Linked DNA regions of Homo sapiens: regions 1, 2, 4 and 5 are each linked to region 3. Evidence: chromatin loops called from intact Hi-C (ENCODE). Cell type or tissue: ascending aorta. All regions are shown on one strand. Links, peaks and the distances in the headings refer to the core of each region. The heading gives the core; the rest is flanking DNA.

Evidence for each region. Peaks named below come from ENCODE experiments on the same cell type or tissue, not always from the same donor. Only the 100,000 strongest peaks of a DNase experiment are listed, where the experiment ranks them.
Region 1: a loop joins it to region 3, with 12 times the contacts of the local background. A loop is called at or near these places in 104 of 110 quality-filtered maps.
Region 2: it touches region 3 in a loop (8-fold over the local background); 80 of 110 quality-filtered maps call a loop at or near these places.
Region 4: a loop joins it to region 3, with 4 times the contacts of the local background. A loop is called at or near these places in 31 of 110 quality-filtered maps.
Region 5: it touches region 3 in a loop (2.7-fold over the local background); 7 of 110 quality-filtered maps call a loop at or near these places.

What each region holds. Positions count from the first base shown.
Region 1 is chr4:165,128,056-165,134,358 of GRCh38, forward strand. No RefSeq gene overlaps it. Among named protein-coding and RNA genes, the nearest start is that of TMEM192, 18 kb to the left of the region's middle. In ascending aorta, for the core only: a CTCF peak has its summit at 3,360; a DNase peak (open chromatin) is centred at 3,346.
Region 2 is chr4:165,352,402-165,358,704 of GRCh38, forward strand. All of the region lies in intron 2 of LOC105377519 (a long non-coding RNA gene), which reads left to right. Among named protein-coding and RNA genes, the nearest start is that of CPE, 23 kb to the right of the region's middle. RefSeq lists an enhancer at 1-246. In ascending aorta, for the core only: a CTCF peak has its summit at 3,721 (motif pointing right); no DNase peak of the experiment used is centred there.
Region 3 is chr4:165,461,212-165,467,514 of GRCh38, forward strand. CPE (carboxypeptidase E) reads left to right here. Exons shown (of 9, transcript NM_001873.4): 2 at 3,179-3,375. Among named protein-coding and RNA genes, the nearest start is that of MIR578, 78 kb to the left of the region's middle. In ascending aorta, for the core only: CTCF peaks have their summits at 1,021, 3,769 (motif pointing left) and 3,971; no DNase peak of the experiment used is centred there; H3K4me3 peaks cover 16 bases; H3K27ac peaks cover 1,222 bases.
Region 4 is chr4:165,375,678-165,381,980 of GRCh38, forward strand. CPE (carboxypeptidase E) reads left to right here and starts at 3,331. Exons shown (of 9, transcript NM_001873.4): 1 at 3,331-3,851. The coding sequence starts at 3,545. RefSeq lists a silencer at 3,364-3,623 and an enhancer at 5,103-5,647. In ascending aorta, for the core only: a CTCF peak has its summit at 3,337; DNase peaks (open chromatin) are centred at 3,354, 3,884 and 4,174; H3K4me3 peaks cover 2,903 bases; H3K27ac peaks cover 2,925 bases.
Region 5 is chr4:165,333,983-165,340,285 of GRCh38, forward strand. It overlaps MSMO1 (methylsterol monooxygenase 1), which reads left to right. Exons shown (of 6, transcript NM_006745.5): 3 at 3,807-3,955; 4 at 4,670-4,796; 5 at 6,239-6,303. Among named protein-coding and RNA genes, the nearest start is that of MSMO1, 9.5 kb to the left of the region's middle. In ascending aorta, for the core only: no CTCF peak of the experiment used is centred there; no DNase peak of the experiment used is centred there.

The DNA of each region.
Region 1 (6,303 bases), core at 601-5,600, 330 kb before region 3:
CCATCTCTACTAAAAATATAAAATTAGCCAGATGTGGTGGTGGGCGCCTGTAATTCCAGCTACTCAGGAGGCCGAGGCAGGAAAACTGCTTGAACCCGGGAGGCAGAGGATGCAGTGAGCTGAGATCATGCCATTGTACTCCAGCCTGGGCAACACAAGTGAAACTCCGTATCAAAATAAGAAAGTATTTTTTCTCATACGTTACACATTTTTAACTGATGTTTATCTTTTAATGAGAAATCAACAGTGTTTAAGCTAGAGATTCAGAGTTTACATGGTCTAAAAGAAGACCTTTAAAACTTTAAGAGTTTTTCTCATCTATTTAAACCCTAGTTTGCAACATTTTTTCTGTCTGGCCCCTAATAATAATTATTTCCTGCAATCACCAAGACTTTCATCATTCTGCCTCATCCCCCTCAACCAAACTGTAGATACTCTAAGGTGTAACCCATCACGCACAACCCAGCATTGAACACACAACGAATGGTGTTGAATTGGACTCAAAGAAAAACAAGGGAAAAGGTGTAAAAATAAGATACTAATGGAAGATAGGAAGTGAAATCAAACAAAGCAAGAAGGATAGTTTAGAAAGAGAGATATGGCCAGATGCAGTGACTCACACTTGCAATCACAATGCTTTGGGAGGCCAAGGCAAGAGGACTGCTTGAGGCCAGGAGTTTGAGACCAGCCTTGTCAACATAGTGAGACTCTGTCTCTACAAAACATTTTTTAAAGTTAGTTGGATGTGGTGGCTGTTACTGTAGTCCTAGCTACTCGGGAGGCTGAGGTGGGAGGATCTCTTGAGCCTAGGAGTCTGAAGTTTGCAGTGATTTATGATTGTGTCACCACACTACAGCCTAGGCGACAGAGCAAGACCCTGTCTCTAATAATACATAAATACATAAATAGGAGAGAGAGAGAAAGAAAGAGACAGATGGAAAGAAGAGGTGTGGAGGAACAGTGAGGAGAAGGCTGAGGGGCAGTGAAGGGCCAGCACTCATGGTCTTCATGAGTTAGATCAATATGTCCACAGGAGGATCTGTGTGAAACACCAACAGGGCTGGTAGGAAAATGAACAGCGCAGCATGCCCAAGGCAAGGCAGGGGAGGACAAGCCACATCCTCAAACATCCATGCTGACAGTGAGTGGCACGCTGATTCCAGGAGGTGAGCATGTGGCCACGTGGGTGATGGGCTCCTGTCATGTTACTAGAGCACCAATAGCAGTGGATTCATATTTGAGCAGGTTTGCTCTGGTTCTTGTCAGAGCCTTGCCACTTTACTCCCATAACACCCCTGGGTCTGTGGATGATTTCCCATCCATGGCACAAGCATTCAATCCCAACAGCAATCTCCGAATTTCATAAATCATCTAGAGGGAAGAGAGAAAAACAGCTTCTCAGGCCACTACTTGATGGTATACCTCGAGCCTGAGATGATAAGCAAAACAGAAAGTTTTCACCCCAAATTTTAGGGTCCGAATAAAGAAGTCCTTTTTAAGCCAGATGCAGTGGATCACACCTGTAATCCCAGTGCTTTGAGAGGCCAAGCACTTTGAGAGTCTGAAGCGGGACAATCACTTGAGGCCAGGAGTTTGAGACCAGAGTAGGCAACATAGTGAGATCTCATCTCTTAAAAAGAACAACAAAAAATGTAAATCCTTTTCAGAATGTCTACAGAACATACTTTCTTTGATCCCAAATTATATGATATAGATATCTCTGCTTTCCATCTCTAAATGCTTGGACATCACTTATTATTTTAGGGGGTCCTTTTATTCTGAGCACATTTGCCCATAATGGCCTCTCTTTCTCCCAGAGACGATGTGGTATCAGGGAAACAGCATGGAGTCAGAAAACTTAGCTTGAGTCCCAGCTCCTATAACTTACTCCTCTGAGCCTCACTTTCCTTATCTGTACAATGGACAAAATGAGACTTATCTCAAAAGGTGATGGTAAGGATTAAATCCCTTACTCTAGGAACTCATGAAATTTTACCTTCCTTCCTGTCTCCAACCCTCCCACTTCTGCATATTGTAAACCACAGAAGAGAAGAGGTCGGGCAAACACAGTTCTCTCTGTGGGTATCCACCACAGCACTGCATGTAATTAAATACTTGATAAGTGCTTTTTGATTAAGTTCAGCAGCATCATAGCAGGCAAAAAGCACCTTGCTCAATCGCTCTGATTAGATGTTTTTCCTTGGCAGAGGCTCAGATGGCACCAATGCTAAATTCAGAGTGTTGTTTTGGCAAATCATATAACGATGCTTCAATTCATTTTTCCCCAAGATAATCCTCTCTCTTTTAGTTTTTTGTTTTTCTAATTTTGGGAGGATAATTCTCACACCTGTCTTACAGCTCTGCTTCTGTGCCTCTGGACAGTCAGATGTCTTGAATTTGAGGGCCTTTGGTCAATAACATAGTTATGGAACATAGAAACAGGGAAGTGTTGAAGCTGGGGTTAGTCAGAGAGCCTGAAGAAGTAGTGTGTCACTCATTACTGTCACCTGCCACCTCACAGGACAGGAAGAGAGGGGCAGCTATGAAGGTGAGGCTTTCAGAAGGAACCAAGATGGTAGCTGTGATCTTCTCGCCCTTCTCCCTTCCCTAATTTCCACAGGAAACAGTTTACACCAGGTATTTGTAGATTCTGTAGGATTTTCTGAGAACTTGGGCCTTTCCTGGTGGCTTAACTTTTTTTATTTATTAATTTTTTTTATTTCTGAGAGAGAGACAGAGAGTGTCTCACTCTGTTGCCCAGACTTCAGTGATCTTGGCTCACTGCAATCTTGACTTCTTGGGCTCAAGTCATCTTTCTACCTCAGTCTCCTGAGTAGCTGGGACTACAGGCATGCACCACCATGCATGGCTGATTTTTAAATTTTTTATAGGGAGTCTCACTGTGTTGCCCAGTGTGGTCTTGAACTCCTGGGTTCAAGCGATCTTCCCACCTCAGCCTCCCGAGTAGTTGGGAATACAGGCGTGTGCTACCATGTCTGGCTAATGCTTATCTTTTGTTACCTGAGCAGGCCCTGGACGACCTATACCCTTTTCCCCAAGTAGATTATCAAAATGTTTATTTCAAGCAAGCTCAGAGATGTCCCTAGGAGAAAGTATTCTGTGGCATGAAACTTTCTCCATCTCTTTGCCCCTTCCTTCTCCTCTGCTCCACACCACATCCCCTGCACCACTCTAGCAGCTGCTTCCTAGAGTAAGCAATGAGGTTTGGGCAGGATGCAATGCCCGTCCCTATGCTTTTGGGGGCTGCAAACTATCTAGAAGCCTTAGGAGCTGACTTACCTCATGCTAGCTGAACAGCTTGATTGTGAGGTCCCCCAAACCATGTTTGCATTCAGAGGTGCAGTTCTCAGACTTCCCACTGGGTAGCGCTGTTTCTCTTTTTTTGCTTTAGCTATTTGTCAGAGGGAGACAGCAGACTGTCACCTTTTCTCATCAAATAGGACAAATATTTAGTGTTTCTGGCTAAACACTTGGAGATAGATGTTCATGTTTCCTTTTAGTGACATATTGGAAAAGGCTTTATAGCGGATACGAAAGAAGCGAAGTGAGGTATTATTTGAATAGCACTTAGTATGTTTCAGGTATTGTGCTAGGAGGTTGATATATCTAAACATCCAAAGACTGAATTTAAAATATGAGACCTCGACTAATATACCTCAACTATCATCATCATCGTCGTCGTCCTCCTCCTCCTTCTCCTCCCTAATGCCAGATCTTTGAGTGCAACATGAAGCTTTTGCTGTATACCTGTATACAGTCCTCTTTAGGCAGGGAATAGGAGAATGAAGCCACATTGCATAACCAAAATTCTTTAACTGTGAATTTGAAAAGAGACATTCTAGGTGCCTTTATTTTCTCTTTCTCAAGAAGGAGAGCAGGGAAAGGATATTAATATTTATTAAATACCTACATGCCCACCATATATCAGATATTATGCTGCTGCTTTATAAAGGTTATCTCATTAAGCAATGGCTCACGCCTGTAATCCCAACACTTTGGGAGGCCAAGGCAGGTGGATCACTTGAGGTCAGGAGTTCGAGATCAGCCCGGCCAAATGGCGAAATCCCGTCTCTGCCAAAAAATACAAAAATTAGCCGGGCATGGTGGTGGGCGCCTGTAATCCCAGCTACTCGGTAGGCTGACGCAGGAGAATTGCCTGAACCTGGGAGGTGGAGGTTGCAGTGAGCTGAGATTGTGCCATTGCACTCCAGCCTGGGCAACAGAGTGAGACTTTGTTTCAAAAACAACAACAACAACAAGAAAGCAGGTGTTTCTGGTGGGAAATAGTTTTTCTGTTTTCTGAAATTATTTTAAAATTACAAGATTGGGAAACTCAAATAAGATTGCTGTGTTGTCAAAAAAATTGATGTTATATGTTCACGCTTTTTAAAACCATTTCCTTTAATATTGCCTTTATAGAAATGTTAGATCACTGGAAATTTTAAACTAAATGGGAGGCAACAATAAAACTGTTTCATTGCAGAGTTTGAGTCAGTTCATCTAATTTTTCAGCAGATATCATATTCAGTGAGTCTGCAGATTTTAGGGAGTTTCGTTTTTTGCTCCAAGGAAAGAGATTAAATGACCTTTACATGCTTACATAACAGCATAATAGAGATAGGAGAATAATTTCTCTTTTTTTTTTTGAAATGAAAGTTATTGCTTTATTTGTTTTTGTAGTACTATAACATTTTAAGCTTCGCCAATATGGAAAATAAATAATTTTCTGAGCTACCTTTCACTGCTACATCTGAGAATTCTGTGCTCAATTCCTACCTACACTGTGAAGGAATCATTTCATTTGGTTCTCTGCTTTAGGTTTTCTTCAGCCTATCAACAGAAGGTTAAGGAGGGAGTGAAACTTGTTTCCTCAAGAGAGTCTGTCTGATTATCGGAATATTTCCTTCTCCTCCACTATTTTCATGCTAAATTTGGGCACCTGACAAACTTGAGGGTATCTAACGCCTGGTTACAGATATCCCTAGCAATTCAGATGACCTTTTCAAGTACCTACTCCTATTAACTCAATAACAGTGATGAAATCAACCAGAAACAAAGTCCCTTAGAATATAGGTATTGTAAATATTCTAATTTTGCTTCAGCTATTTATGAAACAACTTTTAAGATTTCCTGCCATCTGTTTCTAAAAGGGGAAGGAAAGGGAAATGATTTGCAAGCATTTGAAACATGGTGTCTATATTTAGATTTTGGTTTAATCTCACATTTCTGCAGTATCTTTAGTTGGGGAAGGAAGGCTTAGTTAGTTAGTGTTGCTCCAATTCGTTAGGACATTTCCTCATGGTATTGGAGGAACATGGGATGATTCAGTTTCATGAATCAAGGATTTTTGAGTTCCTCTTGTTTGCGAGGCATCATGCTAGACATCTTCTAGTGTATTGGTATGTTCATTTGCTAGGGTTGCCATTAGAAACTACCAAAGACTGGGTGGCTTACACAACAGAAATGGATTTTTCTACAGTTCTAAAAGTTGGAAGTTTGAGATCAAGGGGATGGCAGAGTTGATTTCTTCTTATTCTTTTCTTGGTTTACAGATGGCGTCTTCTGTCTTCACATGATCTGTGTTTGCAAATGTCTGGGCACAAACACTCTCTTCTTATAAGGATGCCAGTTATATTGGGTTAGGACACACCCTAAAGACCTCATTTTAGCTTTTTTTTTTTTTTTTTTTTGAAACAGAGTCTCACTCTTACTTCATCACACAGGCTGGAGTGCAGTGGCACGATCTTGGCTCACTGCAGCCTTCACTTCCCAGGTTCAAGTGATTTCCATACCTCAGCCACCCAAGTAACTGGGATTACAGGTGCGCACCACCACACTCGGTTAACTTTGTTTAGTATTTTTAGTAGAGATGGGGTTTCACCATGTTGTCCAGTCTGGTCTGAAACTTCTGACCTCAAGGGATCCACCCACCCCGGCCTCCCAAAGTGCTGGTATTGCAGGCGTGAGACACCACACCCAGACTATTTCAGTTTATTCTTTATGAAGTAGATGCTATTACTATTCTTATTTTACAGATAAGAAACTGAGGCTCAGAGAAGTTACATAGGTCTCACATATAAGTGTGTGACAGAACAGTCAGTTAGTCTAACTTCAACAAATACATGTTTGATTTCCATGCCAGGGTGAGTGAGATTGTGTATAACTAGGAAGGCAACAAGACAAAAGGAGTGAAGGAGGAAGGTTTGAAAGGAAGGTTGAGGAGAGATAAGAAATGAATTTTGAGAGGTAAGTGTGTAGTCAGGAAGGGCCTTGTCAAGTTGT
Region 2 (6,303 bases), core at 597-5,596, 110 kb before region 3:
ATATTGTGAAGATGACAATACTTCCCAAATTTATCTGCAAATTCAATGCAATCTCTATCAAAATCCAAGCTGCCTTTTTGTAGCAAATTACAAGCCAACCTTAAAATATATATGGAAATTCAGTAGACTCAAAATAGTCAAAACAATCTTGAAAAAGAAGAACAATTTAGAAGACTCATATTTCCCAATTTCAAAACTTACTACAAAGTTACAGTAAGCAGACAGCGTGGTTTTGGCATAAGGGTAGACATATAAAAATGGCGTAGGTTTGAACTTCAGATGTAAACCCTGATAGTGATGGCAATAGATTTTAACAGTGTTCCAAGATAATTTAAGGAGTAAAGAACAGTATTTTCAACAAATAGTGAAGGAACAACTGGACATCTACATGCAAAAGGATGACATTATAGATCTACCTCACTCCATACACAAAAAAGTAACTCAGATGATAGCACTAAATGTAAAAGCAAAATTGATAACCCTCTTAGAAGGAAGTGAAGGAGTTGCCTTGGATTAGCAATGATCCCTTATTTATGACCCCAAAAATACAAGCAACAAAATAAAATGATGAATACAATGGACTATGTGAAGAATTTTGTGCTGCAAATGATACCATCAAGAAACTGAAGACAATACACAGAATGGGAGAAAATATTTGCACATCCTATATCTGATAAAGAATTTGTGTCCATAATATATAAAGAACTCAAACTCAATAATAACAACAAGAGATAACCCAATTCTCAGCAAACTAACACAGGAACAGAAAACCAAACACCACATGCTCTCACTCATAAGTGGGAGCTGAAGAATGAGAAAACATGGACACAGAGAGGGGAACATCACACACTGGGGCCTGTTGGGGGGTTGGGGAACAAGGGGAGGGAGAGCATTAGGACAAAGACCTAATGCATGCGGTGCTTAAAACCTAGATGATGGGTTGATAGGTGCAGCAAACCACCATGGCGCATATATACTTATGTAACAAACCTGCACATTCTGCACATGTATCTCAGAGCTTAAAGTAAAACTTAAAAAAAAAAAAAGATTTGAATAGACATTTCTCCAAAGAAAATATACAAACAGCCAGCCAGGCACAGTGGCTCACGCCTATAATCCCAGAACTTTGGGAGGCTGAGGCAGGTGGATCACAAGGTCAGGAGATCGAGACCAGCCTGGCCAATATGGTGAAACCCCATCTCTACTAAAAATACAAAAAGTTAGCTGGGTGTGGTGGCAGGCACCTGTAGTCCCAGCTACTCAGGAGGCTGAGGCAGGAGAATTGCTTGAACCCAGGAGGTGGAGATTGCAGTAAGCCAAGATTGTGCCACTGCACTCCAGCCTGGGCAACAGAGCGAGACTCCATCTCAAAAAAAAAAAGAAAATATACAAACAGCCAACAGCCAATATGTACATTAAAAGTTGCTCAACATCATTACTCTTTAGGGAAACACAAGCCCAAACCACAATGAGATGTTACTTCACACCCATGATAATGGCTGTAATATAAAAGATAAGCAATAGCAAGTGTTGGAAAGGATGTGGGGAAGTTGGAACCTTTCTATGTTGCTGGCGGGAATGTTAGATGGTGCAGCTGCTTTGAAATGAGTTTGGCGGTTCATCAAAATATTAAACATAGAGTTACCATAGGACCCAGCAATTCCACTCCTAGGTATATACCCAAGAGAAATGAAAATGTATGTGAACACAAAAATTGTACATGAATGTTCATAGTAGCATTATTCATAATAGCAACAAGAGGAAACACTCCAAATGTCTATCATCTAATCCAGTGGTCCCCAATCTTTTTGGCCCCAGGGACCGGTTTCATGGCAGACAATTTTTTCACAGACGGGGTGGGGGTTGGTGGTTTTGGGATGAAACTGTTCCACCTCAGATCATCAGACATTAGATTTTCATAAGGAGCACACAACCTAGATCCCTTGCATGTGCAGTTCACAGTAGGGTTTGCGCTCCTGTGAGACTCTAATGCCACCACTGATCTGACAGGAGGTGCAGCGCAGGTGGTAATGCTCACTCACCCACCACTCACCTCCTGCTGTGTGACCTGGTTCCTAACAGGCCATGATGGGTACTGGTCCACAGCCCGGGGATTGGGAACCCTTGAACTAATGAATGAATTAAAAAATATGGAATACTCATACAATGGCATGTCATTCAGCCATAAAATGAATACAGTACTGATTCATGCTACAGCACGAATGACCCTTGAATATACTATGAGAAAGAAGTCAGTCACAAAAGACCATATATTATATATATGATACCATTTATATAAATTATTCAAAAGAGATAAATTTATAGGCACAGAAAGTGGATTTGCGGTTGCTTAGGGCTGGGGGTTGGGGCTTAGGAGGGAAGAATAGGGACTGACTGCTTATCCACTAGCAGGTTTCTTTTAGGGGAGCTAAACATGTTCTAAAATTAGATTGTGGTGATGGTGGCATGGCCCTATGAATATACTAAAAGACATTGAATTGTATACTTTAAAAGGGCAAATTGCATGGTACATGAATTATTCCTCAATAAAGCTGTTTAAAAAACAAAAAGGCAAACAGTTAGCAGTGTATTAGTTTGTTAGGGCTGCCATAACAATAAGCAACAACCTGGATGGCTTAAACAAGAGAAATGTATCGTCTCACAGTTCTGGAAGCCAAAAGTGAGATCAAGGTGTCAGCAGGGTTAGCTCCTTCTCAAGTCTCTGAGGGAAAATCTTTTTCATGCCTCCCTCCTAGCTTCTATATTTCTTTTTCCATTCCTTTTTTTTTTTTTTTTTTTGAGAAAGAGTTTTGCTCTTGTTGCCCAGGCTGGAGTGCAATGGCATGATCTCCGTTCACTGAAATCTCTGCCTCCTGGTTTCAAGTGATTCTCCTGCCTCAGCCTCCTGAGTAGCTGGGATTACAGGCGCCTGCCACCATGCCCAGCTAATTTTTATAGTTTTAGGAGAGATGGGGTTACATCATGATGGCCAGGCTGGTCTCAAACTCCTGACTTCAGGTGATTCACCCACCTTGGCCTCCCAAAGGGTTGGGATTACAGGCATGAGCCACTGCGCCCGGCCCCTCTTAGCTTCTAATAGTTTGCTGGCATGCCTTTTGCATTTCTTGGCTTGTAGATGCATTACCCCGGTCTCTGCCTTCATGTTCACACCGTATTCTCTCTATGTCTATCTTTCTTTGTGTCCTGATTTCCCATTTTCATAAAAACAACAGTCATATTGACCCACCCGTATTACCTCATCTTAACTCGATCATTTGCAAAGGTCCCTTTTCCAAATAAGATCACATTCACAGAGAGTGGGGGTTGGAGTTAGGACTTCAACATCGTTTTGGGAGACACGATTCAGCCTATAACAAACAATATGGACATGATTTCCTTAATTGTAAGATCAGAGATGCTAGAATAATGCTTACTTACAAATAGCTCATCCCATTCTCTAAGACTGTAATACAGAAGGAAGATTTTTTTTTCTATCTCTTCTTAGCTTGAACACTTATCTGGAAGGCAATGTGATTTTCTGAGACAGGCAAAGACATTGCATAATAATTCTGTGTCCTCAATGACCTTAAAAGTCATTTAGTTTAGTTATCTACTCAGAGTTTGAATCTCCTTCCTGTGACAGACAGACTATTTTTTTTTTTTAAGGGGGCTGTGAGCTGAGACCACTGGAGAGCAAATTCAGCATTTGGCAATAGTTCACTCACCAGCTGGTGGCAGTATTTTGCTTGAAGCTGTGAGGCCCGAAGACTGAGCACAGGAACTACTTAGACCTCAGTGTGGAGTCAAACTCTGCCATTTACTGTGTGACTTACTTGTGTGCCCTTAGACACGTCACTCAAGTGAATCTCTGTTTCCTTGTACATAAAATGGGAATAATGATGCTCCTCTTGCAAACTTTTAAGAATGAAACACAGCCATAAAGAAAAACACACCAAACAGCAGAGTGCCCAACTCATATCAGAAACAACAGCAACAAAAAACCAACAAATTTTTAAAAAAGCAAATGATGCTTAATTTTCTGAATTACTTAATTAGTATTTTAAAAATAGACTGCCAGCCAGTTGGACCCAAGAATATGGAAAATCTGAGAACCAGTGCAGATCTTTTTCACTGGAAACTATTATTTTCCCATGCACACACTGATTATTACAGGTTTGCCAATTTTTTTCCTGTAAAATGTGATGGGTAGATATATGCAATATATAAAAATAATTTGATATAACTACCAAATATATGTTTAAACTTAAAATATCCATTAGTTCACAGTATACAACTTTTAATGGTTGTGTTAAGAACAAAAACTTTTACATTTTTTCAATTTGGGAATTTTACATTAAAATGATTTTTATCAGCTATTTTATCAGTTTTTTCTGATTTTCATTCAAATGAATAATCTCTTATCATGTAACATCTGTTATAACACCTCAAAAACAAGAGTGATTTTCCTGCTGTGAGGAGTGCTGTGCTGGATGGAAAGCATAAATAACCCGGGACTAAGTGGTTCAGCTGACTTTTCCCCCCAGACAATTTAGGTTACCCAAATGAATGATCTTTTCATGGTTTTGTTTTTTCATTCTATTCCAGTTTATTTTTACCTTTTTTTTTTTTTTTTTTTTTTGAGAGAGTGTCACTCTGTCACCCAGGCTGGAGTCCAGTGGTGTGGTCTTGGCTCACTACAACCTCTGCCTCTTGGGTTCAAGTGATTCTTCTGCCTCAGCCTCCTGAGTAGCTGGGATTACAGCATGTGCCACCATACCCAGATAATTTCTGTATTTTTAGTAGAGACAGGGTTTCCCCACATTGGCCAGGCTGATCTCGAATTCCTGACATCAAGTGATCTGCCTGCCTCTGCCTCCCAAAGCTCTGGGATTACAGGCTTGAGCCACCATCTCCGGTCTATTTTTACCATTTAATCAAGGGTTTTCTCTAGCCATCCCTGGGTTCTGCACAAAACTCACATATTAGAAAGCGTTCCTCAGACAAGACTATGAAGACTAAGAATTATTCTCGAATGTGCTAGTTCAGGGCAGTGGGGATGAGCAACAGGATGGCAACAGTATTCTGAGAACTGGCTATTGAGAAAATTCCTTTTTAATAGGGCAGCATGCCTGCTTTACAGCTTTCATTCTTTACTGAAGAGTCCCAGACTAAGAAATCAGCAGTGATTAACATCTAATCCTGGCCACCGGGTGTTAGGGGAAAGTGGTTGTCCTTCAGAAACAAGGAGCCAATTAGAAATAAGTCATGAAGCATTTTCTTGGTCTTACTGAAATAGTGAATCTCCTTCCCTCCCTCCCTCCCTCCCTGCCTCTCTCCTTCTTCCCTTCCCTTTTTTGAAAGAGAGTCTTGCTCTGTCACCCAGGCTGGAGTGCAGTGGCGTGGTCTTGGCTCACTGCAACCTCTGCCTCTTGGTTTCAAGTGATTCTTCTGCCTCAGCCTCCCGAGTAGCTGGGATTACAGGCATTGCCTTCCCTTCCCTTCCCTTCCCTTCCCTTCCCTTCCCTTCCCTTCCCTTCCCTTCCCTTCCCTTCCCTTCTTATTTAAGCCATTTAAATTTAGTTTAGTTGCAATAAACCAAGTCTAATTCATCTACTCAGGACTTCGAAGTCAGTACTGTTGCATTCCAGGTTTCTTTGGTTACAACCTGTATCTCCATATAAACTGGCAGGAGTAGGTAGTGGTGATGGGTTCTTCATCAAGCCCAGCAACATTGCTCTCATACCTGCATTAAGCCACAACCATCAACTGTTTCCCGCAATTATGGAAGGAGTTGCAGCTTAATGAGTGTAGATTTTGAGCAAGTTATTTTTGAATTGTTGAGGTTCGACTTAAATAGCAGCATATCAGATGTCAACTGAGGAGCATAGCTTGATCTCTAAGAATTTATGTATTCATTCATTCAATCAATAATATTTACTTAGTTTTCCATTATGTGTCAAATGCTGCTAGGTGCTAGGGTACACTAGGGGCCTTGAGAGACAAGATTCCAGCCCTCGCACAATTTATAGTACAGGGGAGATTATGGACAATGAAATAAGTAATTATTAAAAACCTCTGAAACGTGAGAGAGGCTTAAGGAACTCTGAGATCACATAGCAACAGTATCTTTTTTGCTTAATGGAAGCTGTTAGGACAAAGCTCCCAGAGGAAATAATGTGTACCATGAGACCAGAAGGACAACTAAAAGCTAACCAGAAATGAAGGGGGACAGAGGGGAAGAGTGATTCAAGTAAAGGCAACAAAATATGCTAAGATCTGCTGGCAAGACAGAGAATAGAATAA
Region 3 (6,303 bases), core at 966-5,965:
TAACAAAGGAACTGTGGACTTAGACTAAAGCTACTCCAAGGAAGCTGTATTTAGCCATACTTAGAAGGCTGTGCGGATAAAATATGTGAATATGTGAAGCAGAGAGCATTATAGGGACGAGCCTCGTGGCTGAAAGAAGGATGGCTGAAACACAGGAGGGAAAGGCTGGTGCCTTGAGAGGCACCACGCCAAACCACATGGAGGTTCAAGATCTCGTAGAGAATTTTGGTCTTTATCATGAAAGCAAAGGGGAAGTTACTGATGGGTTCTTTGGTGGAGGTGACCTGAGGAGGGTTGCGTTTTAAAAAGAAAGCTTTGGCCTTGGGAGGGAAAAGAGCTGGAGAGAGGCCAGAGGGGTGGGAGGAATATCCCAGTTTGGAACCTTGAAGCAGTTTAGTTACATATCCAACATTCCTTCACCGTTGCCTCACTCCTGAACATTGTCCATTGCATGTCTGAGTCTTCTTCCAGACTCTACATTCCTTCAGTTTAGGAATGCTGACATATTTGCTTTTGGATCCCATGTAGTGTCTGACCCTGGGATTTGCATGTATGTCCAACAAATGCTGTATTTAAACAATGTGGCTGTTCCGCATCTCACAAGTCATGTTAGTTGGCTTAAAGGAGCATAGCTCTTCTGTATTCTAGTGATAACATTATATAGTGATCTAAGTTATTCCTGAGGACAGAAGGAGTTAGAGATACACTTGCCTTTTCTTTTGCTATCATATGTGCCTTGCATTTTATTTCCGTACATTAGTATCTTCAATATAATGACCTTTGTTGTCCTGTCTTCATGTCAACCTAAAGCATTGTTATTGTCATTAGTGTTACTACCGCCTCACAAATACATAGATATATTGGGGGAGATTTTTCCTGAGAGAAATCTGCAGATTTGAAGAGAAACCATGTCATACATTTTCTGAGTCTGAAAATCAGGAGTTGCAAACATAAATGAGTAAAGCAGCAGTAGGGAATGGCGCAGCCTGTGGCAGAACTAGGGGGAGCATGCTCTATCCCAAAGCATTCACATTCGAACACAAAATATACTGTGCTAGCTAAACCAGACATCTGGGGGCAAGTGTGGCTTAGTGACTATGGGTTTGTTGTTTCTTCTTTAATTGATTAAAAAAAGATTTAAACACAGAGAAGTTATAAAAATTTTCAGTGTAATTAGGGGTTGTGGGCCAAGCTTTATTGAGTGACATGAAGCTTCAAAGTTGTTTTGGGGAAGGGAGCAGGACCAAAATGCCTTCTTAGTGCAACTTTTTCAAAAAAACTTGTGAAGCCAGCTTCTAATATTCCCCTGGCTACTTGCTCTCTCTCTCTAATGGGCTGCAGCAGTTTCTCCTGTGCCTCAATCAAATGAATACATCACATAAATGAGGGTATAAACTGCATGAGTTTACAGAAAGGAAGAAGGTTATTATTACCTTTGAAATCAGAAGCCAAGAAAACATCTCTTCTCACACCTCCTCATCTCTTCTCTTACTTTCTGGGCAAGTCCCTAGGGGTAATTTTATTAGAGACTCTCCCTCAAAGTAAAAACTGAGGGGGGTATAAATAGCCCCGATCCTGCTCCCACCTGATCCTTAGATTAAGATTAGCATAAGCTCAGGCTGAGAGGTCACCACAAGGTCATAGTTTTCTGGGGTGAATAGTCACTTAATTCAGAAACTCAGGAATCTCATGCAAAGAATGCTTAGTTAACATATTTCCAGGAGAAAAATAATTCTAATTTGCTTTCTTATACCAAGAACCAGCAGTCTTAGTGATTTTGTAAATGCAGAAATTGGGCCCGTGGGATGGATGAAGCAGAAACGAGCAGAACAACAGGATTAATTGAGATCACTTTGCTGCTACGTTCTGCAATTTCATTACTACTCCTAAAACGCAATGGAGAGTCTCACAAACAGGCAACAGTGACTTTTGTTAGTATTCTGAGCCCTTCAGCAAAGTATATCCTCTTTGGGCTGATTTATACCATAAGGATAATAAAAATACATGCCTTACACATTTTAGTGGGCTGTTGTGAAGAGAAAATTAGATTATGTATGGCAAGGAACTTCACAATGACAAGATAATGTCATGTAATAATAATATTAAAGAAAATTATAGGAAACATATAGCACTTGCTATTTGTCAGGCACTGTTCTAAGCATTTACATTCATTATTTTATTTAGTTCTTATAATAACCTTCCGTATGGGCTAGAATCTATTGTTATCTCTAATTTTTAGATGGAAAAACAGAGCCACAGAGAACTGAAGTAACTTGCCCAAGCCTAGACAGTAAGAATTGGTGCTAGGATTTGAATCCATGCAGTCTGGCCCCTCTCAATCACTATGATTTAGGAATAAAAACAAAAAAACAAAAACATAGACGTTTAAGTAAACCAGAAGACTAGCATTTGAATCCTGGCTTCCCAGGCCATGTAACTATGGAGACAGTCTTCTTAAGCAGTCTGAATTTCAGTTTGTTTATCTGCAAAATGAAGTTGGATAATAATACTTATTTTTAGATGTTTGGTCAGGATTAAATAAGAAAACATGCAAAGCACAGTGTTTAATAGGAGGCACGTAGTGTGTTATTATTATTAGTTATTGTGGGTGAGATGGTATATTAGTCTTGTCAGACTGCCATAGCAAAATATCCACAGACTGGCTGGCTTAAACAACAGAAATTAATTTTCTCACAGGCCTGGAGGCTAGAAGTTCAAGATCAAGGTGGCAGCAGGGGTGGTTTCTGGTGAGGCCTCTCCTCCTGGCTGCCGCCTTCTCACTGTGCTCTCACATGGTCTTTCCTCTGTGCAGAGGAGAGAAAGAGGGCTCTGGTGTCTCTTCCTCTTTTTATAAAGATGACAGTCCTATTGGATCAGAGCTCCACACTTATAACTTAATTTAACCCTAATTACCTCCTTAATACAGTCACATTGGATGTTAGACCTTCAACATACTAATTTTGGGTGAATACAGTTCAGTCCATAACAGGTGGGTAGCTGGGAGGCGAGGAATAGAAGGATAGAAGGGGTATTTTAATGTCTACGGTAGATTTTTTTTTAAGGCATCGCTGCTGGAGGAAAAAACCCATCAGATATTCATAATACATTTGTAGGTATACAATATATTTGGCTCTGTATGTCATAGAAAACATCTCCATGCTATCTATTAATCTTTTAGGTGAGCCTGAATTTAAATACATTGGGAATATGCATGGGAATGAGGCTGTTGGACGAGAACTGCTCATTTTCTTGGCCCAGTACCTATGCAACGAATACCAGAAGGGGAACGAGACAATTGTCAACCTGATCCACAGTACCCGCATTCACATCATGCCTTCCCTGAACCCAGATGGCTTTGAGAAGGCAGCGTCTCAGGTGAGTGCCAGGCAGCTCAGATCAGGCGTGCTTTCTTCATTTTCTGTATGTTTGTACATACATGTTTATCTAAAAATTATGCCCTCGCACAAAGCTTACAGATGGTGCAGTGGAGGGCATAAGTGATGCATTCATTATTCAACTCACCAGTAAGAAAATAGTTTAGAATGAAAGGGATTATGGGTGAGTTTTTCCAGTGAAGACTGCAAATCAGAAATTGTGTTAAGAAGTTAATGTTCTAATAGTGTTCTGTTTTATGTTTTTCAATAAATTATTCATCCATTTTTGTGACTAGGTAAGTTTTGTTTTAAAAATCTACAAATATAAAAAATATCTACTGCCTTTTGTTGAAGAGTAACGCCATGGGTGTATGTGGATGAGCCAGTGTCACAGCGCCCTCTACTGAATTTAAGGAAGAAATACTTTTGGCCGGAATAATGTTTTACTGATGTTTACTTGGTTTTTACATACGCTGAGTAAAGTTAAAAAACAAGCGAAAACCCTACCTCTTAACTAAAAATAATTTAATATATCTTCGCTGTTAGATGAACTGGAAAGTAATGCCTTTTTAAGAGAAGATATATGGTGTGTGTTCCTATTTTATTGGACGGGGCGGGGGACATTATATTTGCTGTTTTCTACAGTTTAAAATAATTTTCTTAGTCTATGGGAACATGGGAACACATTCAAGTTAATATTTAGCATGTTTATCTACAGCTAAAAAATCCAATGACATAGTTTGACATTGTAAGAAACCCAGCCAATTTCTGTAAATAAATATAAAATTGATACGATTTCTAAAGTTATGAGAGAAAAATTCTAGTAATATATAAAATTAAATTATTTAATATTTTAAGGTAATATTCAGAATTTTTAGACACATGGGCAACAGATTATCATTGCTGTTTTCTGTCTTATAGATTTTTATCCCTCACAGTCTAAGGTATCTAAACTTCCATGACTTAAAATATGTGGGAAATATATCTATATCATGTGATATAATTTAACAGTAAAACAAGAAAATTCACATTATAAAATGAAACAAATATACCGAAAATTTATTAGTTTTCCAGATTGTACCATTAGTTAAATGAAGAGTTTAAACGGGAGAGAAATTCCTCAAATCATAAAGCCCTAGAACTTTTGTTCTAGGTTCATATTTTTTCATGAAGACTATAAGAGGGAGACATGTTATTAGTCTATAACGCATGTTAAATTCATTTTAAGCTTCTAATCTTTAGTTATTCTTCTAAATATTTAAAAAATAGGTTGCTGTGATTTACAGAGGCAATGAATATTTTACTTAAATCTAATTATAGAATGATATGCTTTGAAATAGGTCATTTATAACTAGTGAATATATATTGTGAAATTTGATAAATATCTCTTTATATTATTAACATTTAAAATATTATTCATCGAACATATTTTCAAAATACTTATGACAAGTACAGTGATGCATCTCTTAATAATGGGGAAGCATTCTGAGAAATGCAATGTTGGGTGATTTTGTCATTTTGTGAACATTCTAGAGTGCACCTACATAAACCTGCATGGTGTAGCCTACTACACACCTAGGCTATGTGATATAGCCCATGGTTCCTAGGCTACAAGTCTGTACAGCATGTTACTGTACTGAATACTGTAGGCAACTGCAACACACTAGTAACTATTTGTGTATCTAAACATAGAAAAGGTACAGTGAAAATACAGCATAAAAGATAAAAACAGTACCTTTGGACAGGGCTTTTACCATGAATGGAGCCAGAAGTTGCTCTGGGTGAGTCAATGAGTGAGTGGTGAGTGAATGTGAAGGCCTAGGACATTACTGTACACTACTATAGAATTTATAAACACTGTACACTCAGGTTACACTAAATTTATAAAAACTATTTTTCTTCCTGCAGTAATAAATTAAACTTACCTTACTGTAACTTTCTTTTTTTTTTGAGATGGAGTCTCACTCTGTCACCAGGATGGAGTGCAATGGCATGATCTCGGCTCACTGCACACTCCGACTCCCTGGTTCAAGCTATTTTCCTGCCTCAGCCTCCCAAGTAGCTGGGATTACAGGCACGTGCCATCATGCCCAGCTAATTTTTTATATTTTTATTAGAGACGGGGTTTCATCATGTTGGCCAGGATGGTCTTGATCTCCTGACCTCATGATCCACCCACCTTGGCCTCTCAAAGTGCTGGGATTACAGGCGTGAGCCACTGCACCTGGCCACCTTACTGTAACTTTTTTACTTTATAAACTTTTAAACTTTAAAAACCTTTTGGACTCTTTGTAATAACACTTAGATTGAAACACACAACACATTGTACAGCTGTCCAAAAATCTTTTCTGTCTTTATATCTTTATTCTACAAGCTTTTTTCTATTTTTAAAACTTTTTTAAAGCATTTTAATGGTTTCTTAGTTTTTCAAATGTTTTGTTAAATATAAGACACAGGCTGTGTGCAGCAGCTTATATCTATAATCCCAGTGCTTTGGGAGGCCCAGAGGAGAAGATTGCTTAAGGCCAGGAGTTTGAGACCAGCCTGAGCAACATAGCGAGACCCTGTCTTTACCAAAAATAAAAAACTTAGCCTAGCATGATTGTGCACATGTGTAGTCCCAGTGCTTTGGGAGGCCAAGGAGGGAGGATCACTTGAACCCAGGAGTTTGAGGTTACAGTTAGCTGTGATTATGCCACTGCACCCAAGCCTGGGCAACAGAGTGAGACCCTGTCTCTTAGAAAAAAGAAAAAGAAACTAAGACACAAACACACATATCGGCCTAGGCCTACACAGGGTCAGGATCATCAAAATGTCACTAGGCAATAGGAATTTTTCACCTCCATTATAGTCTTATGGGATCACTGCTGTATAGTCTGTCAGTCGTGGTAAGAAATGTCATTATGCGGCCCATCACAGTACTTTAAAT
Region 4 (6,303 bases), core at 494-5,493, 86 kb before region 3:
GGGGCTGAGATCTGCCCCTGCCCACCCACATGGTTGTTGACAGACCTCAGTTCTTAACTGAATGCTAGACCGAGGATGTCAGTTTCTCTCAGGCTGTTTGCCAGATGCCTCAGTTCCTTGCTATATAAGCCTCTCCACAATATGGCAGACAACTTCCCCAAGACAAGCGATGGAGTGATGGGGGACTGGGGGAAGGAAAGGAGGGAGAGAGAGAGGGAGAGGGGGAGGAGAGAGCGCACACACAAGCATGAGAGAGCAATTAAGATGGGAGCTGCAGTCTTTTTAATAACCTAATTTTGGAAGATCATCTCATTACTTTTGCTGTGTTATGTTCATGAGAAAACCACTAAGTCCTGCCTACACTCAGATGGAAGAAATTAAGTTTCATCACTTGCAAAGGAGGAGTATAAAGAATTGTCCCATCACAACACTATATGATGTCATGCTACTGCATATCTCTTCCTAACACTGTATTCAGTGATACAACATTGGTAGTTTGAAATCAGCCATGGTGGGAATATTTAAACCATGGAAATTAGCAAACATTCTAAGTCAGACTTTTCCCCCCAGACAGCTGACATTTACCAGCACACATCAGGATGAATATAGAGCTATGTGTTCACAAAATTTTTATGAAGTAGACGAATTTTAGGAAGGGCTTTGAAAGAAGGAAATAAAATATTATTGATAAAGAAAAAGATAGTTTCTTAATTTAAAGATAATAGAGGTGAAGCAAGAAGTGGAGGGAGACCTAGGGAGTTTAAATATGCTCTTATGGATGCCTATAATGACATGAAGAAAAAGCAGCTCTTTCTTTCTCTTTTTGTTTCTTGTGTGTGCATGTGTGCACATGATTTGAAATGGAGATTGCATACTAAATTTAACTATGTGTACACACATTAAAGACTTGGCATACAAGATTTTTCTTTAATCCAGCAATCAGGATGGGTATATAATCTTTTACATAATTGCCTATGAAGCCACAAACAAGTAATCCATACGCCAGTAAAGTTGATACAGCTGACCTATACCTAAAATAGCTCAGAAATTCAAAGACCAAATTTTAGTTCATTTGAACTGATGCCTTGGTGTATGTAGTACGACCAATAATATGTGAGGAGTGCCACCATTTATCAAATGAGCAGGAATTCACTTCAAAAAGAAAATTTCCAGAATCATAGCATTTTAGGTCTGAAAGAGACAGTGGGAAACCTACAGTACATTATTTCTCAAAATGTCTTTGTCAATCAAACATCAACATCAGAAATGACTGGTCTTCTTTTTAAAACCTAGAAGCTTGTTAATACCTGAAACCCACCCCAGACCTGATGAATTCATAGGGGCTTAAGAATCTGCACATTCTATAAACTCTCTACATGATTCTGTTGCAAGCAAACGTTAGAGAGTGAAAAATCCAAACCTTTTATTTTATAGATTAGGGAAACAAACAACTAAGCTGTAAAAGAGAACCCCCTGCCCAACAAGTGAGACCACATAGTAGGCATGATTTTACACATTACAATTTTTTTTTCTCCAAAATAAAATTTTTTAAATCCAGCAATCAGGGTGGATATATAATCTTTTGTATAATTGCCTATGAAGCCACAAACAAGTAATACATATGCCAGTAAAGTTGGTACAGCTGACCTACACCTAAAAATAGCCCAGAAATTCAAAGACCAAGTTTTCATTCCAAAATTTTTTATTTTGGAGAAAATAGAACGCATATCCTTTGTTCAAAGAGACAGCTAAGGAACAACACAGGACTTCAATGAAAAATATGTTGTTTATGTGTGTAGTTACTAGTCAGTATGCCCCACCTAGCCACAAATTAGTGTGGTTACTCTAAATTGCTAACATGAAAATCTTAACCTCCTACTTCTGAAGTTATTTGGTTTTAGCTACTCAATTTTTTTTTCTAGGCTTCCAAGGTTGCTGTTTTGGGCATGGTTTTAGAAATATAATTATAAGTTTGATTTCAAACTTCTGGACCATGTAATCAAGCACAGACTGGTCATAGTGGAAAATATACAATTTTTAGCTCTGCCTACATTGACAAAAAAAAAAATGGCTGGATCCACATCAATTCAACTTGAGTGCCATGTGTTTACAGTGACAGTTTCTCCCCGAAAACGCAAAAAAAAAAAAAAAAAAAAAAAGAAGATCCATGCTGCTGTAGTATATGTACATAGGGGTGTTTAAAGCCAGCCCCTCCAGCAGCACCTTACCAACCATGTCTGTGCTTTTATTTATTGATCCAATAAGATGACTTAAATATCTAACTCCTTTTCCACGTAAAAGTTTTTATTATGTGCAATGCATTGTTAAACAGGTGAAGAATGAACAAGTTTAGAAAAACAAAGAAGCTTAACATGGAAAATTACCCGCATGGTGTCCACTTTTCCTGCTCGGTTGCAATACCCAATGGATTATTTATTAATTTAGATTTGTGCTGTCCCTGAATCCAAACAGCAGCCTCTTTAGAGTAACATCTGCTCCAGACATTGCTCCAGGAATATAAATCCCGACTAAGGGGTGGATATTTAAAGCTGTAAATGATTTTTTATTTTTACAATAGCTTTGCAAAAGGAACGGAGGTGTCATGTCATCATCAGAGTTTTCTTAACAGGATTTAATCTTAATGCCAAACTAAATCCTTTGTCTAAAGCATCAGCAGAGTTGTACTTATTTTCCCCATAGTATTAAAGAGGAGGGCTGGTGCAGGCACAGCCATATGACATTGCCTTATTTATTTTGTCTGTTTGTTTTCTGGAAGAATCTAGGAATGTGCATAAATACAATTAAGGACAGTATCTACAAATTGGAAGAAAGCATTTCTATTCTCTTAAACCTCTAAATCAAAGCACTTAATGTTCTGATTTCCAGCAAGACCTTCTAATAAATGAAAACCCAACCCTTGGGTTTGTGTTTTGACTCTTGATACAATTATGAAAGACGCATCAGGAGATGGCAAGTGGCTGCCAGTACTTCCTTTTTTCTGGAATATTCTCTAATTCTTGGTGGATCAAGATGGAAACTGGTAGGCTTGGAATAGATGTCCCTTTAAAAGGCTCCACTAACAATACAAGAATATTTTTTCCATACGCAGTGACGTGGGTGGGTCATGGGTGTCTCAATGACAGTAACGTTCCCGAACCCCGGACCTTAGCTGTCATTTCACCTGCGTCGTCCCGGACGCCATTTGGCTGTTGACGTGGTTCCGAGCCAGCAAATAACGCCAGCAGCCCTCCCAGATCCACGCCGGCCCGTCTCTCCGCCGGCCCCCTCCTCGCAGTGGTTTCTCCTGCAGCTCCCCTGGGCTCCGCGGCCAGTAGTGCAGCCCGTGGAGCCGCGGCTTTGCCCGTCTCCTCTGGGTGGCCCCAGTGCGCGGGCTGACACTCATTCAGCCGGGGAAGGTGAGGCGAGTAGAGGCTGGTGCGGAACTTGCCGCCCCCAGCAGCGCCGGCGGGCTAAGCCCAGGGCCGGGCAGACAAAAGAGGCCGCCCGCGTAGGAAGGCACGGCCGGCGGCGGCGGAGCGCAGCGATGGCCGGGCGAGGGGGCAGCGCGCTGCTGGCTCTGTGCGGGGCACTGGCTGCCTGCGGGTGGCTCCTGGGCGCCGAAGCCCAGGAGCCCGGGGCGCCCGCGGCGGGCATGAGGCGGCGCCGGCGGCTGCAGCAAGAGGACGGCATCTCCTTCGAGTACCACCGCTACCCCGAGCTGCGCGAGGCGCTCGTGTCCGTGTGGCTGCAGTGCACCGCCATCAGCAGGATTTACACGGTGGGGCGCAGCTTCGAGGGCCGGGAGCTCCTGGTCATCGAGCTGTCCGACAACCCTGGCGTCCATGAGCCTGGTAAGGGCGCTGCCCCCTGACAGCCCTGGGGGCATCCCGGAGGGGGGCGGCAGAGGGTGGGACTGGTGGCGGTGGGGGAAGGAGGGAGGGATGGGCCCAGGGGTGCCTCTTGGTAAAAGGTATCTAAGGTGGAAGGTGGGAAGTGGAGGGAGGGATGGAAATGGGGAAGAACCCGACTTAGAGCGCCAGTGGCCCAATTTCTGCTTTCCCGTCCCATCCCCCCAGCACCAATCCCATCTCCCCAGACCTTAGGCCACCCTCTAGTAAGTATAGGCTTGGGAGGCTGGGGTGGCGGGGGATGGGGGGGATAGCAATACAGAAAAAACAAATCCTGACGCACGCAACCCCAGCGGTCGCTCTCACTTTGCTGTGTGAAAAACCCAAAGGAATGATTGCGAGTCCCCCGCAAGGGGGGTTGGTCTTCCTTGCTGACAAGAGTAGAAAGATAAGGTGCAGAAGGCAGTGATTGAGAGGAAAGGAGAACGAGGGAGAAAGAGTCATTTATCATGTTTTCTCTAATTTCCAGAGGACCAGTTTATTGGCTCTGTGTACCCATCTCTACCTGTGTGTGTATACGTATTAGGTACACTCGCTGCTGTGGATGCTTGGGGAATCTTAGGGATATTGCCAATCTGGGGTGGTGGTGTATAAAGATACGTTGGTGCCCCTCCTCCTACCAGGGTGAAAAGTGGTTTCTGACTTTTGAAACCAGATTTTGAAACTGCACAAGGCCTTTCCAAGGAAAAAGGAGTATTCCATTTTCTCTGCTATAACCATTTGAGATGAATAGTTTGTGATGGGGTCTTTATTCCAACTGATGTTCCCAAATAACCATCTGTATTCGTCTTTCCTAGGAGTATATTAAAGCACCTTTTGGTTTATGTTAATTGTGATGCATTTAGTATTAATAAAGAGGTATTTAAAAATGTTCTTGGGACTTTTTTCGTTATGTTTCTGCTTAGGAAATAATTTGGGCCTGGTCTTCTGATAATCAAGGTACAGCTAAAGTAATCTGTGCTAATAATATCAGCATGGGATGGATGCTTAATTTTTGTTTAATGACAAAGCAAGCAAGAAAAGTAGGCTAAAAATTCTCAGTGCAGGGCCAGTATAGTTTTATAATGATACGTAAGAACCAAACTGAGAAGAGATTAAAATAAGTGATCAATAGACATTTTGATCTTCAAATATATAGTAGGTGGGTTGATCAAGAATAAATCTTCAGGAAATATTTCTTACCTTCAAATAATATAAGAAAAAAAGGTTCATGTAAGTTTGCTGTCAAAATTCTAAGATCAGATCCTAGAAAACATTTAATATTAACTACTCTTATCTACCAGGATTCAGCATGTAGGATTGGACATTTTGAAACTTAGTTTCATACTGTTATCTGAAGACAGGGAAAAATTTAAAATGTGATAACTGATTTTCAGCTAAATCCAATAACCAAAGCCAAGATATCCTAGGCACAGTTAAAGCTAATGTAAGTATTTGTGAGTCTCCTGCTGCTTACTTAATGAGAACCCTTTGTTACTCTATTTTGTAGATTGATCCCAGAGTTTTTTGCGTTGTTACTTCAAGAGATTATATGAAAGCTAATGTTTAACTTTTTGTTGTTTCAAATTTGGAAATAAAATTTTAAAGTGATATTACAGTTAGAATGTGATATGCTTTAGAAAATGAAAACAATGATTTCTTTGCTTAAGTATCTGGAATATATAGTTCATCAAGGTTTGCAAATCCTTCTTTTAGATTGCAAGCTGTATGAAGTGGGGACCCTGATTCCAGCACCCAGCTCATGTTTGGCACACAGCGGGCTTGAATATACATTATGAAATAATCTACATTATGGAAAAATACTGAATATGCAGTGTGGAAAAAATGAATCCATCAATAGCTGCATAACACAGTGTATTAAAATAAAATGTTTTATTCTTCATACATTCAAAATACGTTGATTGAATTCCTCTTACAGAGACAAACTCGGAAGTGTTGTACAATATGTACTTTACAATTCCTTTTTAAATGAAGGAGACTCTAAGTCTATGGTATTACTAATAGAATACAAAATGTCTGTGTCCCTTATATTTTTAAAAGTAGAAATAAACTATTATAAACCAACACTAACAAAAGTACAAGGTGATATCCCCCTCCATCACCTTTTATGAGCGTCAAGGAGGTTAGAGATCTTCAGGAAACTAGTAAATATAGAGATCTGATCAGTATACAAGTTTGATGGTGCTTGTGTGAATTAACTTTAAGGAAGTTTGGAAAAAGGAAAATGTTCACCATTCTTAAATGGCCTTTCAGTTTCTTTTAGGTTAAACTATTTTAAGAAGTAAAAAGGAATACTTATTCTGAGGTACAAGTGGGCTCATTCAGTGTTTTTTTTGAGCACCTGTATACTCAAGGTGGACCAGGCGTCTGTGAGTTGTGCCTCTGCACAACCCAT
Region 5 (6,303 bases), core at 465-5,464, 130 kb before region 3:
TACCCAGGCATGGTGATGTAAGTCCTAGCTACTTATGAGGCTGAAGCAGAAAGATTGCAGCACTATACTCTAGCATAGGCGACAGAGTGAGACCTTGTCTCAAAAAAAATAAGAAATAAATGTAAATTATTATTTCAATCAGTAATCAAATTCTAAAAAATACTTAATGAGATATTTAATAAGTCTTTGCAATTCCGTGTGTATTTTACATTAATTTTAGTCTATCTCAATTTAGACTAGCCATGTTTAAAGTGTTTGGAAGCCACATGTTACTAGTTGCTCCTGAATTGAGCAACACAGTCCTAGGTCATTATTGATAACATTTCAAGAATACTTTGTTAAATTGGGCTTTAAGTAGATGTGATGGTTATCTAACTTAAGTTTATGAATTTTAATGTTTAAGCTAGCTGGAAAGGAAAGGTGTGGTGATTTGCGCATATTTTGCAGTTCACCCCAACTCTATGTTCCAGTAAATCTAAGGGACTGTTAATACACTACGACCTTGATCAGGGCTATTCAAGTTTTTTTTCCCTAAATATATGGTAGGTAGTTCTGCAGCATTCGTATCATCCCAAATAAGGAGGTGATGCTCCTCGTTTCTGGATATTTGCTTCATTGCACTAAATGTTGAGAGGTCGCTATGTACATGACAAGGTGAAATCTCATATGTAGCCTGTGAGCTTGACGTGAGAATTTGGAGTAGCTTATTAGAAAGATGAATTATTTGTTAGAATTTGTAAGCTGATGATAGTTTCTAGTGTTTGCTGTTTACTTTTCATAAAAAGTCATTCCAAACTAAAACTCAGGGGCACACAGTCTTGGTAGAAAGTAGACCATTGAGAGTATTCATCTATGGAAAGTAATTTACATTCACTTAGTACAATTGGCCCTCCATATCCATGGGTTGTTGTATCCATGGATCCAACCAACTGCAGATCAGAAATATTCAGGGGAAAAAAATTGTGTCTACACTGAACATGTACAGTCTTTTTTTTCCTTGTCATTATTCAAAATGACAACTATTTATAGAGCATTTGCATTTTATTAAGTATTATAAGTGCTGTAGAGATGATTTAAAGTATACGAGAGGATTCGTGTAGGTTATGTCAAATACTATGTCATTTTATATCAGGCACTTGAGCATCTTCAGATCTTGGTATTTGCAGAAAGTCCCAGAACCAATCCTCAAAAGATACCAAAGGACAACTGTATATATTTTGGATGGCAGTCTGTACACATTCTCTGTTATCATTCTGTTAGTTTCACAGCCTCTCCCAGAGTCTCACTTTAAGCAGGTATTAATATTAGTCCTCTCTGGGGATAATGCAGGGGTCAGATGACTGTGGACTCCAGGCCAAAGGAGAAAAGAGCAAAGGGTAAAGGCGAAGGAAATAAAAAATAGGAGGGCCAAAGGAGAGTACTCTGTGACCCTCAATTAAGGTCACAGAAGCTCCAAAGTGCTTTTTAGGAAAGCAGCTGCTTTGAAAGGCAGAATTAAGTTTGGACGTCTAAGTTCTAATGCACCTTTAGGGTGATTGTGGCTGCCGTGTTTCACCCAGTGATTTATTTATAGGGCTTATTCATTGTAATTCATTGTATGGCTGGCCAGGCAAAAGCATCCTTTTTCTCCTTCACTGCAGTTTGTAACTGACTCACTGGTTAGAAGTAGTAACCTTTGCAGAGAGACAAAGGACTTTCTCAGGCAAGGGTATATGAGCAGCTTTAAAATATAATGTGGCAAAGGAAAGAATAAGCTGTAGTCTAGTTGGTCAGAGCTAGTTGTTTATGAACAGATTGTAAGGCTGGATAATTTGACTTCAAGTCTGTACTCAGCAAGTCTTTATGTTTCATAACCATTAAAGTCCATGCTTTGAGCATTTTTGATAAAAAATGTGATTTTAAACCAGGACTAGTTTTCACAAGTTAAAGGAGTTTTAAAAGAAACCAAAATATTGGTACAAATTAATTACAGGTTTATGCATTTCGAAGGCAGATACCCTGATTAACATTGAGGGTATCAATTGTTTAAGATAAAATATTTGAGAATTATATTTAACATATGCAATAAATGTTTTTATTCTTAAAATTGTCGAAAAGAATAGAAGAAGTTGGTGGTGGTGATGAAATAGTACTAAAGACTTTCTGCTTTCAAACAGAACAGACAACTGGAGAGCTAATGCACATCCTTGCTAGTTAGGCGAAAATTTCACAGGAATGAAAAAGTAAAGCAGACTTTGCAGGATCTATTTCTTTAAAAAAAAAAAAAACATACATCTTAGTAATTCTCCAAAAATTTTCCTCAAAGATAAATGTACTAAAAATATTATTTCTGAAGTTTGTGGCCCTTGTAAAGGTATTCCTTTATATTAAGTACAGTTATGCATAAAGAAAGTAAAATATGGTAAACTTTCATATTGCACTAGGTATGAATTTGTATTGCTAACTGTCTTTGTAACTAATTTATGTATACTGTAAATGGTATAGCATGTGATTTTATTATAGTTGATTAACTTTGTAATTTCTGTAACTGCATCGATATCCCAGTCTACCTGGAAAATTAAGTCTATTAACCATAGTTGCTGTAGGAGACAGTACTATTGCCAACTGAAGCCTGAATCCTTCATTTATTTTGTCCCCAATTACAGAGTGGAGGTTTAGAGGAGTGGGGTTAGATAATGCTCAGATTAGAAATACAAAGGCAGCTGTCAGATCCTCCCATTTTATTGTTGAAGAAACTGAGTTGTAAACATCACAAGAGCTAGTTAACTGGTGAGTAGCAGCCCTGGTATTAGAGCACAAGTCTCTGGATTGATTCTTAGTTCAGTGCTTTTCCTATTTTTGTCAGGAAGATAACCCTTAAAGAATTTCAAGAACAGAGCTGGATCTGGAGACCTAGATTTTAGTTAGTCCAACTTCTGCTAATAACTGCGTGTGTGACCCTGCCCAAGCTGGTTGACCTCTTTGGGCTTCTGCTGATGCGCAGTAGTTCCCGTACTTTGGATATCGTGGTTCAATTAAAAGAGTTTTGTTGGCGGATACCTGAATTTTTCAGCAGTGACATTTAAAACAAAGCAATAACTGATATTTATTGTCACCATCGTTTTGTTAAGCCCAAAGCACTTTTTTAAGTGCAGTCCTATAAATTGAATACATTTAGTTAGTGTTTGTTTTGTTTTGCTTTGTTTTTTATAATGACTTGCTAAGCAAATGGGTATCCTGATGAGGTCTTAACGAACATCCCATGTTGATCTAACTTTTCTCATTTTGACTTGAATCTGTGAACTCCATAATCAGGACATATCTGTGTACTTCTCAACTCAGAGAGTTTATAATTCTGTCATTGGATTTGAACAAAAGTGCATTTATTTGTTGGAATGAATACCACTGAGTGCCTGGAAGCATCGACTTACTGTGTAAAAGGCTTCCAATGCTTCGTATACAACTTCTTCAATTGTGGACACCCAACAGTAATCTTAGCATATTATATTTCTTCTTCTCTGAAACTTCTGGTAAAAGAAGTGAAGTGAATGATCTGTGGCAGCAAAGACTGGAGAATTATTCATTCCATAGTGTTTCTTAGTTTGTTTGAGATCATCATGGCTAGGCGCATCTGTTAACAGTTTCTTCACCTGAAGTAGTGATAGTAGTTGTCAAGAATTTAGAAGGCAAAGATTCCTGAGTCTTAGTTATATAAAGTTAACATAACTGACGTAGAATTAAGGTCCAACATAAACAGAGAACAAATTAGGTCAAGTTAAACTCTGATAGCAGAGACTAATATTAGATATTGTGATTTTTCTTCGTAGGATAAGCCAGAGACATGGGAAAACCAATGGAAGTGTTTCAAAGTTCTTCTCTTTAATCACTTCTGTATCCAGCTGCCTTTGATTTGTGGAACCTATTATTTTACAGAGTATTTCAATATTCCTTATGATTGGGAAAGAATGCCAAGATGGTACGTAGATAAAAATTTGGCTTTTACACCCAATTGTGGCTTATTCAGTTAAGTTATACTTAATGTTTACCCGTTTTCTTAATTTTAGTTAATGTTTGTTCTAAACTTTGGAAGTAAATAAATAGTAGAAAAGTAAACCACAGTAAAATCTTAAAATGTTTCCATTTTTACATCTTTTAAATATTTTATTGGAAGGTGAGCTTCTAGTATCAGAAGTTTCCATAACGTCTTTTGTATGTTTATATACATGTATAAGTGCTTATGTTGACAAAAATATATTACATTTTAATTTTAAAATGAATGAAATATATGAGAATCATTTATGAGGTTTATAGAAATTGTGTTTACATGAACAAAAATATGTATGTGTATATATATATATATATATATATACACACATATATATATACACACACATATATATACTCATGCGTCACTTAACGGATATCTCTTGAGAAAAGTGTCATGAGGCAAGTTGTGTGAACATTGTAATGAAATGAAATTGGTCTAATGGGCAGTCTCTTTAACCTTATATCAAGTTATGTAGCTGTATCTGGTGGTTTTGAGAATTTATTTATGAATATATCCAATTAGGTCAACCTGGTAAGTGGGTGGGTGGTTTTATGTAATGTCTCAAGCAGTGATCCCAACTAAAAGTCTGGATAGTTTAAGTAAAAATTATTTCTTACACATTACAACATTTTTATCTTAAAGGTATTTTCTTTTGGCAAGATGCTTTGGTTGTGCAGTCATTGAAGATACTTGGCACTATTTTCTGCATAGACTCTTACACCACAAAAGAATATACAAGTATATTCATAAAGTTCATCATGAGTTTCAGGTATGTGAGAGTTATATTTAATTCTTTCTGTTAGAGGCAAAATGTCTATTTTAATTGCCTGAGCATTTTTCTAAAATTGTTGGTGACGTTTTTATTTTCTTTTCCTTTGGCATGATTATTAAGAACAATACACACACATACAAACAAGCCATTTCTACACATTGTTTTCATTATTTAAATTTCATGGTAAATTGAGATCTGAAAGAAAAATATTATATGAAAGTTCGGACTTCCATCCTTGTGGACAGTGCTACACTGGCACAGCTAGATCCTCACATTGCTAACTCCCACAAAAACAGTAACTTCTATGAGCACTGCTTTTTTTTTTTTTTTTTTTTTTTTTGAGATAGAGTTTTGCTCTTGTTGCCCAGGCTGGACTGCAATGGCATGATCTCAGCTCACTGCAACCTTCACCTCCTGGGTTCAAGCAATTCTCCTGCCTCAGCCTTTCAGGTAGCTGGGATTACAGGCATGCGTCACCACGCGTGGCTAATTTTGTATTTTTAGTAGAGACAGGATTTCACTATGTTGGTCAGGCTGGTCTCGAACTCCTGACCTCAGGTGATCCACCCGCCTTGGACTCGCAAAGTGCTGGGATTACAGGCGTGAGCCACCATGCCCGGCCAATTAGAATTGCTTTGATGTAGCTTTGTCAACTGGTTATGTGAGTATGTTTTGCATTGACCGTGATTACATGGTGTGCCAAATCAAGCCTCTCTTTATTAGAAGAACAAATATAAATACTTAAGTCAAAATTAGAGTTCAAGTCAATTATTTAATGCCTTTATCTTAAACCATCAAAGACAGCAAGATTTTATATCCCTAGACTTTTGATGTGGAGTAAGGTATTTTTATTGAGAATTGCTAGTATTATTTATAAGTGTATGACTAGATAAATCATCACTACATATAGAATCAATATAACTTTGTAAAACTTTATGCATAAATAGGATATATATATTAGTGAAGTCTCCAGTGAAGCAGAATCATTGGGGTATATATATGCAGAGAGAGATTTATTTTAAGGAATCAGCTCATGCAAGTGTGCGGCTGTCAAGTCTGAAATCTGTAAAGCAGGCTACAGACTAGAAATCCAGGTAAGAATTGTTGCAGCCTTGGGTCCAAATTCCATGGAGCAGCAAGTTGGAAACTCAGGCAGGGTTTCAGTGTTGCAGTCTCGAGAATCCTTCTTCAGGAAACCTCAGCCTTTTATCCTGAAGGCCTTCAAATGATTGGATGAAGCCCACCCTCATTATGAAGGGTAATCACCTTTACTCAGTCTACTGATTTAAATGTTAACAACATCTAAAAAATACCTTCACAACAACATCTAGACTGGTATTTAATCAAACAGTTGGATATCATAGCCTAGCCAAGTTGACACATAAAATTGACCATCACAATAGCTAAGAAATTAAGAATTTCTTATCTGTTTGTCTTAGGCTCCATTTGGAATGGAAGCTGAATATGCACATCCTTTGGAGACTCTAATTCTTGGAACTGGATT